Regions from separate parts of the Homo sapiens genome. Here region 2 is linked to region 1. A link is a contact called in ENCODE Hi-C data. All regions are on one chromosome and are shown on one strand. The core of a region is the stretch at or near the end of the contact, and the rest is flanking DNA. Distances in the headings are between cores, read along the strand shown.

Region 1 (5,961 bases), core at 904-3,403:
TAGCATTAAAATAGCAGATTGGTTTATTTGCAGTGAGATTCTTTCAACTAATAAAAACATAGCTAGTTCTTCTTAGTAATACTTTGAAATCTAACTGTGTTATCTCTTGGAATATTTTATTTGTACCCTGTGGAAAAATATGCATCTCATTCAGACAATCATGTTGTCTTCTCTCTGTCTAAAATTATTGATACATTGATTTTAAAAACACTCATACACACACAGAAATAGGGAGAGAGAGAGAGAGAATATATATAATAGGTCAAGAAAGAATTTGAGAGGTTACCTCTTTCTTCAGGCAGGACTATATCTGAATGATTCTGAACAGATAAATATCTATCCTAGGAATGGAAATGAAATTTTTTCCCCTAAGGGAGCTCTAAATATATTTCAGTCTGCTCATTTGCAAGAGTCATTTACATTGATTTCCATGAACCATTCCTAGGTCTATTCTTCATACAACCCTTGACTTATCAAAACCTCTCTTCCTCTCTTTCTCGCTCTCTTTCTCCTATTTATTATTCATTCAATTCATATTGAGTGCCTACTCTGGGAATGGTCTTGTGCAAGGCATTATGAGAATCTCTGAGAAGTGAAACATATAGTTCTACCCCAAATAACTTACACTCTACTGGGGAAGCCAGAGTTTGGGCCTAAGGAAAAGTTAAATGACTCCACAAGAGATGCTTATAAGATATCAGACAGTGAAGTGCAAATGAAGGATAATAACAGATAAATATGAGTAATGATGATGGCAGAATAAGCGTCTGTTGAGTACCTGCTGTATGCTAGGCCCCTGTGTGTGTTGTCTCTTTTTAATCCTCAACAAACTGTTGAAATAAAGATTTTTATACCCATTTATATAATTACAAAATATTGGATATGAGTATTCAAACTGACTCAGCTTTATCTGAATCTAAAACTCATGTTCATTTCACTGGGCCACACTTTCTTTGAACTTCACAGAAAGCAATGCTCCCTGTGGACTGAAATGTTTCTGGAGGAAGTAGCAATTGTTAGATTCCTATATCAAGCATCTACGCTGTGTCAGGCACTTGCTAGATCTGTACTCCCATTGTTAAAAATGAGGAAACTGAGGCACAGAAAGGCCAAGTAACTTGCCCACAGGCACGTATTAAGAAAGTGTTACAGCCACTATATAAATCCCAGATAGTCTGATTCCCAACGTAATTCTGCCTCCTGCTTTGTGCTGGATATCAGAGACATAATTTTGAGTGGCACAAGAAGGTTTTCTTAGTCTTTATAGAGTAATATGGAAAGAAATGTATATGATGAAGTGTGATAACTATTTTGATAGAGGAAGTAGAATGCTGTGGGGATACAGAAAAGTGTTCATAATCTAGACAAGAAGAAAACAGAGAATGCTTCCAAAGGAGAAGTTTTTAAGTCAAAACCTGAGGGATGAGTAGAAGAGAGCCAGGGAAGGAAGAAAGGAAGATGGGCAGTTAGTCACAGCCTATACCCTAACTCAGTGATTCGTTCACAAAGCAGCCAACTGCTTCTATTAACGTCTTCCCTCAATATCCACTGGGTTCACTCCTTAATTTCATTTAGGTCTTTATGCAGATGTGACCTTCTTACTGAGATCTCACCACCCTATTTAAATTACACCACACCCCCACGCTACCAATTTCTCTCCATGTCATTCATTTAACTGCCTGTTTTATTTATTTGTTGTGTTTTAAAATTGTCTCTTCCCTCCCATATGAATATGTGCTCCCTGAGAACAATTTTCTTTCTGTTATTTTCATTGCTATATCTTAAGCACCTAAGACAGTGCTTGCAACATAATAGGCTCTCCATAAATACGTTTGGGCTCTCCATAAATACTTGCTGAGTGAATGTTGAGTGGATGAACTAAGAGTTCCATAAATTCCTGACTTCATGATTGCTGTCGCATGTGACTCAGACATACTTTCACTCAGGTTTCTCAGTAAACACTTCCCGATGTCCTTAGAATGTCATGCTCCATTCTAAATACTCTAGGAGGCCCCAGGCTATGTGGTGGGCAGGTTCCTTTCACCAGGGTGCTTTTTATCTCCCTAAACTCAATAAACCACAAAGAGAATTTTCTCCAACTTTGTGTAGTACAGTGGCTTTTAGTTTCTGTTTCTATCCATCACCTGCACAGTGACAAAGACTCTCTTCTGTGCCAACTTTAGTCAGGGTCCTTTGAAACTTCTTCTCGTCTAGGCTTCTAATTTGGCCTGTTGAGCCCCATTTTTGCAAATAATCCTGCTAAGTCCTTCAAGAATCTCTCATCCTTACCAATTGTTGATCCACTGACCTCCTCACTCTCCTCATTGGGTATAAATCTCCAGCTGTCTTTGCAATAATTAGGAGTTGAGTTCAATCCCTCTCCTCTTTTGCAATAGTCTTGAATAACATCTTGGCTGTTTGTAACAAGTGTGTGGTGCAAACATTTTTTATTTGGCAATGTTCTCTTTTCAATTTTATTTCCATAAAGAAGTTTGTTTCTGCTGGGCACGGTGACTCACGCCTGTAATCCCAGCACTTTGGGAGGCTGAGGGGGGCAGATCACGAGGTCAGGAGTTCGAGACCAGCTTGGCCAACATGGTGAAACCCTGTCCCTATTAAAAATACAAAAATTAGCCAGATGTGGTGGTTCACGCCTGTAGTCCCAGCTACTCGGGAGGCCGAGGCAGGAGAATTGCTTGAACCTGAGAGGCAGATGTTGCAGTGAGACAAGATCGCGCCACTGCACTCCAGCCTGGGCGACAGAGCAAGCCTCCATCTCAAAATAAATAAATAAATAAATAAATAAATAAAGTTTATTTCTAGATCTCTTTGCCCAATTAATCCTCTGAATCTCATCCCTGTGGTACCTTCCTGTGTTATGGTGTTTGTCACACTAAAATTTAATAATATGCTTTCTGATTTTTGCTTAATTAATAAGACCTTTGGCTTTTGGTTGACTATGTTTAAATATGAGTACACTATAAAAATATTTAATATATCAGAGCCACTATATGTAGCCTGTTTTGTCTATGTCAATAAACTTCTATTATTTTCTCAGATAGTTTGCTTTATAAACATAGGCTGACAGTTGGTACTTTGCTCCTTTTTTTAATATTCAGATGAAGGTACTGAAGCAGAGATTCCAAAGCCTGTTTTCTGATCGCAACAGAATCTAAAGACCTTAGAGGAGGCAAGAGTAACTCATTTGATCAGAGAGGAAGAGGAGAGAGGAGACAGAGAGAGAGAGAGAGAGAGAGAATGAGAGACAGACAGACTGAGTAGAATGAGAATATTAGGTGCCTGACTAGGAAACTGCAGAACAAGGTGATTACTCCTTCATCCTCCCCCTCCCCTCATGGAGTTGCCAAAGAGACTTGAAGTTATATTGTCCTGGTGATGGAACACTGTGGTTATGGTTACTGTGTAACTTTTGAAAATAATTTTTGGAATCATTGGTTTGCCAAGTAAAGTCCATTCATGTGCTATTATGTCATTATACCAGGAGAAGAATGGCATATTAGAAATAAAAACTGGAAAGAAAACTTGAAGTTAATGTCTAGTTTCTGCCCACGTGATGTGACTGGACCTTCTGTATAATGATGGCCATGCTTACAGCAGTCTGAGCAGACCAAGGTCAGAATAGCAACCTGCTCCCTGCTATCACTTCTATTACAGTCACCTCATTTCAGCCCTTGGACACAAAGCAAACTTTATTTGGAATTTTCCTGGCTGGTGAGACATCCACTCAAGGATTTTTTTTAGGTCATCTATTTCTTGTTTCTCCAATATGGATTCAGGAAAAAAATGGATCTAATTATGAACCTTTTGATCAATCAATTAGATGTTTCCTTGGTCTTTGAGCAGAAACTTAACATGGAATTCCTGAAGGTCAAATACATAACTCTGAATAAAATATTGAAGCGGGTTTCAAGTTTCATAACTACTGAATTTTGAGATAAGTGTTTCCATATGTTTCTACTGATGAATCAACCTATAGTCACTTCATAGTTTCACTCAAAAACATTTTTTTCCTTTCCCAGTTTTGTTTTTCTATTACATTTGTGTTTCTCTTCATCCCACATGAAATCTTCTATTCCCAAGAGAGCTCCTGAATGAGAAAGAAGAGAGGACAAAACAATGAAGTGTGAGCACGGAGTCAGTTGGGCAAAGTCCCAAGATATCTTCACAAGAAGGAATAACAAGGGTGGAGTGCACAGTAGGAGCAAAAAGTTGCTGAGTCACATAGAGACTAATGTTCCCACACTAGGATAGGAAGATCTTGGTACACAGACAACAGTTTGTCTGCAAGTCTTTTCCAGGGTTACTGGGCTGCCTAAACCAAACCACCCCTTCAGGCTTACAATAGTATGATGTTCAGCGACTCATCTCTTAAGACTCTTCCTTTTGACTCTTGTCATGCCTTCCCCATAAAGATCATTTCATGAATGGTTTGTCTGTGGTTCAGAGAGAGACATGTAAAAAGCTTAAATAGTATAAGGTAGGGTCTAGGATTAGTGAATTAATTCAACACATATTTATTGAACATATATTATGCATCAGTCATGTTTTTCTCTAGGAATTAGAAATAGAGTTATGGGTCACTGCTCCATTGAGCTTCCGTTCTAGCGATAACTGGGGAGTGGTGAAGAAGTCAGACATTCAGCAGATAAGTCAATGAACAAACATGATTATTTCTGAAGGTAACGTTTACCAAGGAAATAGGCCTGGGGGTTACCACTGAAAGTGATGAAGGGAAGGTGGAAGTGAAGTGTTCCAGGCAGAGGGAGCATCATATGCAAAAATAGCATGTGCAGATGAGAGTGGCTTCCATCCTTTTTTTGTCAGCTTCAAAGGCTTCTAGGAGCCATGGCAGAAGCTGTGATATGCCCAGAGGGCCCTGCAGTCTGTTGATGTTTCAAATCTAGGGAAACACAAGGGCCCTAGGCAGCATAGCCCTGACCTAAGAAAAAGAGGGTGATTAAACACCTCATGTCTTCTTTTGTCATTTTTGCTATTTTACCTCCCCTCTCAGTCTCTACCCACTTCTAGAACAATCTCATCTTTAGGGGTAGCTGCAAACAAGTCCCCATGGAAATGCTGAATAAAAGTATTTGAGGAACTTCTGTAAATAACTTTGAGAAATGATACCATAATTTCACTGGGCTTTGAAAAAAGTGCTACACTGTGGAATAATGAGTTTTATTGTAGTACATTAAGTCACTGATTCTCAACTGGGAGTGATTTTGCTCCTCTGTCTCCTTCCCCCAAGAAGACATTGGTAATGTCTGAAGACACCTATGATTGTCACAACTTGGGATATGAGACATCTAGTGAGTAGAGACCAGAGAGACACCATTAACCATGTGATAGCACACAGAACAGTCTCCCTACAACAAATAATTATCTAGGCCTGCATAAAATGTTGAATCAAAGCTCTTGTAGTTCTTCTTACCAGCATAGATTTAATCTTTCACATCAGTGTCCGGTGTTGTCAGAGTACAGAATGGGTTCCGTTTCTGGAGATTGTTAGTCTTCTGGATCCATTATTGGGGCTCAAATCCTGGCTCCTGACTTATCAGAGGTGTGACTAAATGTCTGTGTGTGAGGCCTTGAGCAAGTTGGTTAGCATTCTGTGTCTCCATTTCCTTATCTGTAAAATGAAGATAATAATAGTCCCTACCTCCCAAAGTTATTTTGAGGAAACTGTGAAGTGATGTATTTGATTATTAACAGGGTCTAGCATACCACGATCACTCAATAAACATTAAACATTATTATTATTTCCTGCTGCCAAGTCTTGCTTACTGAAATCAAGACTGGTAACTATCAGAAGATTTGGGTGGAGATCATCAACATTAGCATACCCTGTCCCACAAATTCATTTTGGATCCTTCATCAGCTAGTGGCAGCAAGTATTTATGGACTGCCCAAATGTATTTACGAAGAGCCTGTTATGTTGCA
Region 2 (5,254 bases), core at 919-3,418, 490 kb before region 1:
AAGATTCAAACCCAGACCTTCCCACCTTCATGCCCAAATCTAAGGGTTCCTGTGATATTAATCACAGACGAATAGCTCCAGCTATGACTATGAAGAGCTACTTTAAAGTTATTAACCATTCATTTAGCAATTATTTACCAATACCTCCTTTATTATAGGCAATGTGCTGCTGAACAACAGAGACATGGCCTCTGACCTCATGGTGGAGGAGAAAAAAATTCAAATTATACAAATAAACATATAATTACAAACTGTGCTATGTGCTATGATGAAAAGATGCAGAAAAGTGGGAGATCATATCACAAGGAGGCCTAACCTAATCTAGCGATCAGAAAAGACTTCCTGGAGGCAGTGGCAATTGAGTCAATATCAGAGGGATGAGTGTAGTTAACTAGGAGGAAGGCAGGGGGAATGAGAGAAGAAAATTACTGGAAGAATGATGAGCATGTACAAAGGCCCTGAGGCAGAAGGAAAGAACTTTGAGTCTGTGGTAGTTGGACACTGCTGGCCCATGGGATAAATTTAGTTTGTAAATATTTTTCTGTTTTGGCTCACAGACTCTTTTGTGAAGATTTGAGCCCCAAAGAGTAAATATTCTGATTTCAAGCTCCTCTTGAATCATCAAATGATGTGGCAACCCTGGTCCCTGTGGGCTTCATGGCTGCAATGACAAGTGCTAAGTATCTGGCCAGTTTTTTTGGTTGTTTGTTTTGGTTTTGCGACGGAGTCTCACTCTGTTGCCAGGCTGGAGTACAGTGGCGTGATCTCGGCTCACTGCAACCTCTGCCTCTCGGGTTCAAGCGATTCTCCTGCCTCAGCCTCTTGAGTAGCTGAGACTACAGGCATATGCCACCACGCCCAGCTAATTTTTTGTATTTTTAGTAGAGATGAGGTTTCACCGTGTTAGCCAAGATAGTCTTGATCTCCTGACCTCAAGTGATCCGCCCACCTCAGCCTCCCAAATTGCTGGGATTACAGACATGAGCTACCGCATCTGGCGGTATCTGGCCAGTTTAAGTGAGGCACACACTCTCCATTTCATCAGTCTTCCTACTCCTAATTTTCTCCCTAACATCAAAGCAAGGCTTCAGTTATCGTTTATCATCATATTTGCACTGTTGCTTTTCTTATAGTGGATAATTGTTTCTTGATATTGTTGTCTCCACCAAAAATTAAAGATAGACCAAGAGGATCACGTGCTTTTCCTCAAACTCAGTGTGTGCCGTTCATGTACTTTATGGCTTGGTGACTGTGGACATTTAAATTTCCCCTGCTCTTACTTTGGAGGAAACAGAATAAAGGCCCGTAGGGTGTCTCACTATGTAACTGTCTAAAATCTGTTGACTGTTTTCTCTGCTACCAACGCTTAGTGAGAATGGGAAGTGAACTCCACTCCCTGGGCAAGCAGGGAGAGCTGAATATCTAATTGATTTTTAGTCAAAGATATAAAAAAATCCTAGCTCCACTCTTCTAAAATGTAAGACTGCACTTGTTTTTAATTGCTACTCAATATATTAAGAATTTATACTATATTAAGCAAAACAGATCTCCAGATCCCCTGCCCTGGAGAACATATGCTACTCATTTTTTTCTTTGTTGGAGAAATTAATCTTGCCATCTCCAAACCCTTGTTTCTTACATATTAGCAAGACATTAAAAATTAATTTTGAATGTTTCCTAAACACTTAAAAACACGTCACGTAAGTGCAGGTATCTCTGGTATCATGAAGAGCCCTGGTCTGTGACCTAAGAAACAGTTTGCAGTTAGTTTTGCACAGTTAATATGTTACCCAAAGATAGAGTGTAAGTCATGCCACATATTCAGAGCACTAGAGGAACTCACTGGGGGAATTTGTGAATTATTTTGTAAAGTAAAGAACTTGAAGGTAATATGCAAAGTCGCTCAATATATTCTTTTTGTAAGAACGGAGTATTCTATTAGGAATTAATACAGTGTCTTTGCACTATATATGTGCTATGATGCCTAAAATATCCGTTTCCTTATATGTAACCAAAATTACTGATGGAGTTCTATTTATGTTTGCCTTATGCATCCTGGTCTACAGTTTTTCCCTTGCTTTCTTTTCTTCTTTCTGCCATGTGTCACTAAGCCCTGCTACACATCAAATCTTCAGCTTAAACTCAACCAGCAGAGGGTGCTGTTTGAGCACTTTAAATGGACTCCTCATCTTTTTGTTTTCCAAAGAGAACAATATGGGAATAATAGGCTGGGATGATATTCAATAGGCAAGATGCTGGCAAGAGAGTATGCATCAGTGATCAGGTTTCAGTATCGTTTTGCAGAAAAATCCCTTTGTTCTCTGCTGCACAAAAGGACATTCTTTGCAAAATGCACATACAGTTTCTGGTGATAAATGCATGTGTTTAAAGGTAGATGGTGATAAATGCATGTGTTTAAAGGTAAGATGAAGGGGGTGCTGGTGGTAGAGTGGAATCGGCTTCTAAATTTACTAAGTACTTGTATCCCTTTTAGGCTTGGTGTTCTGAATCAAGATATCAGCCCCACGTGTTCTCAGCTTGCTGGTAAATGATCATGAATAATTCCTGTAGTAGCAAATGACATAATAAAATAATCAGGCATTCCCTGCCCTTTGTAGATCAATGAGCACAGATGTCTCCAAATGGAAGGCGATACTGGAGAACACTCTACATCTTGTTGGGTTTGAACATTAGAGAATTAATGGCTGTTTATCAAAATAAAGTGAGCATCTCCCTGTCCTGAAATCATGTTCAGCATTAAATATATTGTAGAAGAATACTTTGTCGCTTAAGTTTTACATAAATTTGATCAACTGTGTCTAATAGTGGATTGCACATGTCTTAGTAACATTTGTATACTTGAGTTTTTATATTAACCATTTAAAAATTTTATCAAAAAGAGAAAATTCCATATAACAACAATAACAAAAGACAAAAGCACTCCAGCTGAAGAGTAATCATTCCTGTCCCACTCCTCTTATCCTCAATGTCTCTCCACACATGTAACTTTTAATTTTTATAGCATTTTTTGGTTAGTAACCTCTCTATCTCTGAATAATATGCTTACATTGATAACTCTTGAGTTATTAGTTTTATATATGATATTTGTTTTCCTACACTGACAGATGAGAATGTAACTTAAGTCACTCAATATCTCCCGTTAGTCATATTTCTATTTTAGACCTTTATTGGTTATGTAAGGAAAACATTTGTTCCTTTAACAGTAAGCAATTTATTGTGAGTCCTCATCTTTTCAGTCCTTTTCTTCCACTTCCATCTCCCAATAAAAAGGCATTCTTCCTTTTTCTTGAGCATCTAGTATTGCTGATGTGAAATTTAATGCCAGCTTGATCCTCATTCTTTGGCAGATAACCTGCTTTTCCTTTCTGCTTTTTTCTTGAAGTCATGATCCTAGATGGAAGTCTTCTTACAGCCACTGGCGAGCTCTTCTGATCTGAAATCTTGTATTTCAGCTATACAAACTCTCCTCTATCATTCACATTAACAATTTGCTTCCCTCCGTTTTTGCTGTTCCTACATGATGTTGAGATTAGTAAGATTTGCCTTCTGCTCTCTAATTGTAATTCCATCATCTTTGTCTGTAACTTTGTAAATCAATGAATAGTGTTTACACGGGGACTCAAAACAGTATTGTTTATCACAGTGTCAAGAAGTGTGCTGTTATATTTCCTGTCTTGTACAGCTTTTAATTTTTCTGAAGTTGCTAACTGGCTTTTTAAAAGTACTATTTGCCTTTATTACGTGCCCAACTTTTTTGTCCATTGCATCAGAGATTTGGTTAAAATTTTTCCAGAAACTTCCTTCTTCTGAAGCTACTTCAGGGAAGAGTGCTTCATCCTGTTACTCTTGTCTGTACTTGTTGTCTAGGCCTCCTATACAACTGTCTCTTCTTTGTTGGGCTGCTTTCCTCATTTGTGGAACTCCAGCCTTTTATTGAAAGACACACTCAACACAATTCCTAAGAAACTGTATGTGAGATGCAGCTTTTCTGATTCTTTGAATGTGTGAAAATCAGTACATGCAAATGTGATCTATGTTCACACCTGTATAGTAATTTAATTAGGTATAGAGAATATAGTTTAAAAATATGTTTTCCTCAGAATTTTAAAGGCATTATTCCTTTTTCCTGAGCATTTAGTATTGCTAATGTGAAATTTAATGCCAGCTTGATTCTCATTCTTTTGCAGATGATATGATCTGCTTTTCCTTTCTGCTTTTTCCTTTGAGCCGTGATCACGTGGTAGAAGTCATTTTACAGCCACTGGTGGGCTCTTCCCATCTGAAATCTTAAGGCTTTCAATTGAACAGAATCTCTTTTATCATTCAAATTAGCAATTTGCTTTCCTCCCGTTTTGTTACTTATTTTTCATAATTCCTACTAATTATCTGTTAGTCTTCCTGGTTTGATCTTTAACAGTAAAATAGTAACCAATATTATCTATTTTTTAAAAAATATTTTAAGTTCTAGGATACACGGGCAGAACGTGCAGGTTTGTTACATAGGTATACACATGCCATGGCGGTTGGCTGCACCCATCAACGTGTCCTCTACATTAGGTATTTCTCCTAATGCTATCCCTCCCCCAGACCCCCACCCCCCGACAGGCTCTGGTGTGTGATGTTCCCCACCCTATGTCCATGTGTTCTCATTGTTCACCTCCCACTTATGAATGAGAACATGTGGTATTTGGTTTTCTGTTCCCGTGTTAGTTTGCTGAGAATGATGGTTTCCAGCTTCATCCATGTCCCTGTAGAGGACATGAACTCATCGTTTTTTATGGCTGCATAGTATTCCATGGTGCATATGTGAAACATTTTCTTTATCCAGTCTATCATTGATGGGCATTTGGGTTGGTTCCAAGTCTTTGCTATTGTGAATAGTGCCTCAATAAACATATGTGTGCATGTGTCTTAATAGAATAATTTATAATCCTTTGGATATATACCCAGTAATGGGATTGCTGGGTCAAATGGTATTTCTAGTTCTAGATCCTTGAGGAATCGCCACACTGTCTTCCACAATGGTTGAACTAATTTACACTTCCACCAACAGTGTAAAAGCGTTCCTATTTCTCCTCATCCTCTCTACCATCTGTTGTTTCCTGACTTTTTAATGATCGCCATTCTAACTGTTGTGAGATGGTATTTCATTGTGGTTTTGATTTGCATTTATCCAGTGACCAGTGATGATGAGCTTTTTTTCATATATTTGTTGGCCACCTTAATATCCTTT

What was found. A loop is a pair of places that touch in the nucleus more often than their neighbours do. Pooled maps may share reads with other maps.
Region 2: a loop to region 1 is called in a map of PC-9, with 15 times the contacts of the local background. The contact joins two enhancer-like sites. A Hi-C loop is called at or near these places in 2 of 168 maps with a recorded cell type or tissue (PC-3 and PC-9) and 8 of 50 pooled maps.

The regions. Positions count from the first base shown.
Region 1 is chr12:92,076,648-92,082,608 of GRCh38, reverse strand. All of the region lies in intron 1 of LINC01619 (long intergenic non-protein coding RNA 1619), which reads left to right. Among named protein-coding and RNA genes, the nearest start is that of LINC01619, 63 kb to the left of the region's middle. RefSeq lists enhancers at 4,082-4,376, 3,725-4,924. Within about 2 kb of position 2,153, at least 10 of the 41 ENCODE cell types and tissues checked have a DNase peak (open chromatin) inside an H3K27ac peak, as active enhancers do.
Region 2 is chr12:92,567,450-92,572,703 of GRCh38, reverse strand. The region is part of intron 1 of LOC105369905 (a long non-coding RNA gene); the gene reads right to left. Among named protein-coding and RNA genes, the nearest start is that of LINC02397, 100 kb to the right of the region's middle. RefSeq lists an enhancer at 2,053-2,182. Within about 2 kb of position 2,168, at least 5 of the 41 ENCODE cell types and tissues checked have a DNase peak (open chromatin) inside an H3K27ac peak, as active enhancers do.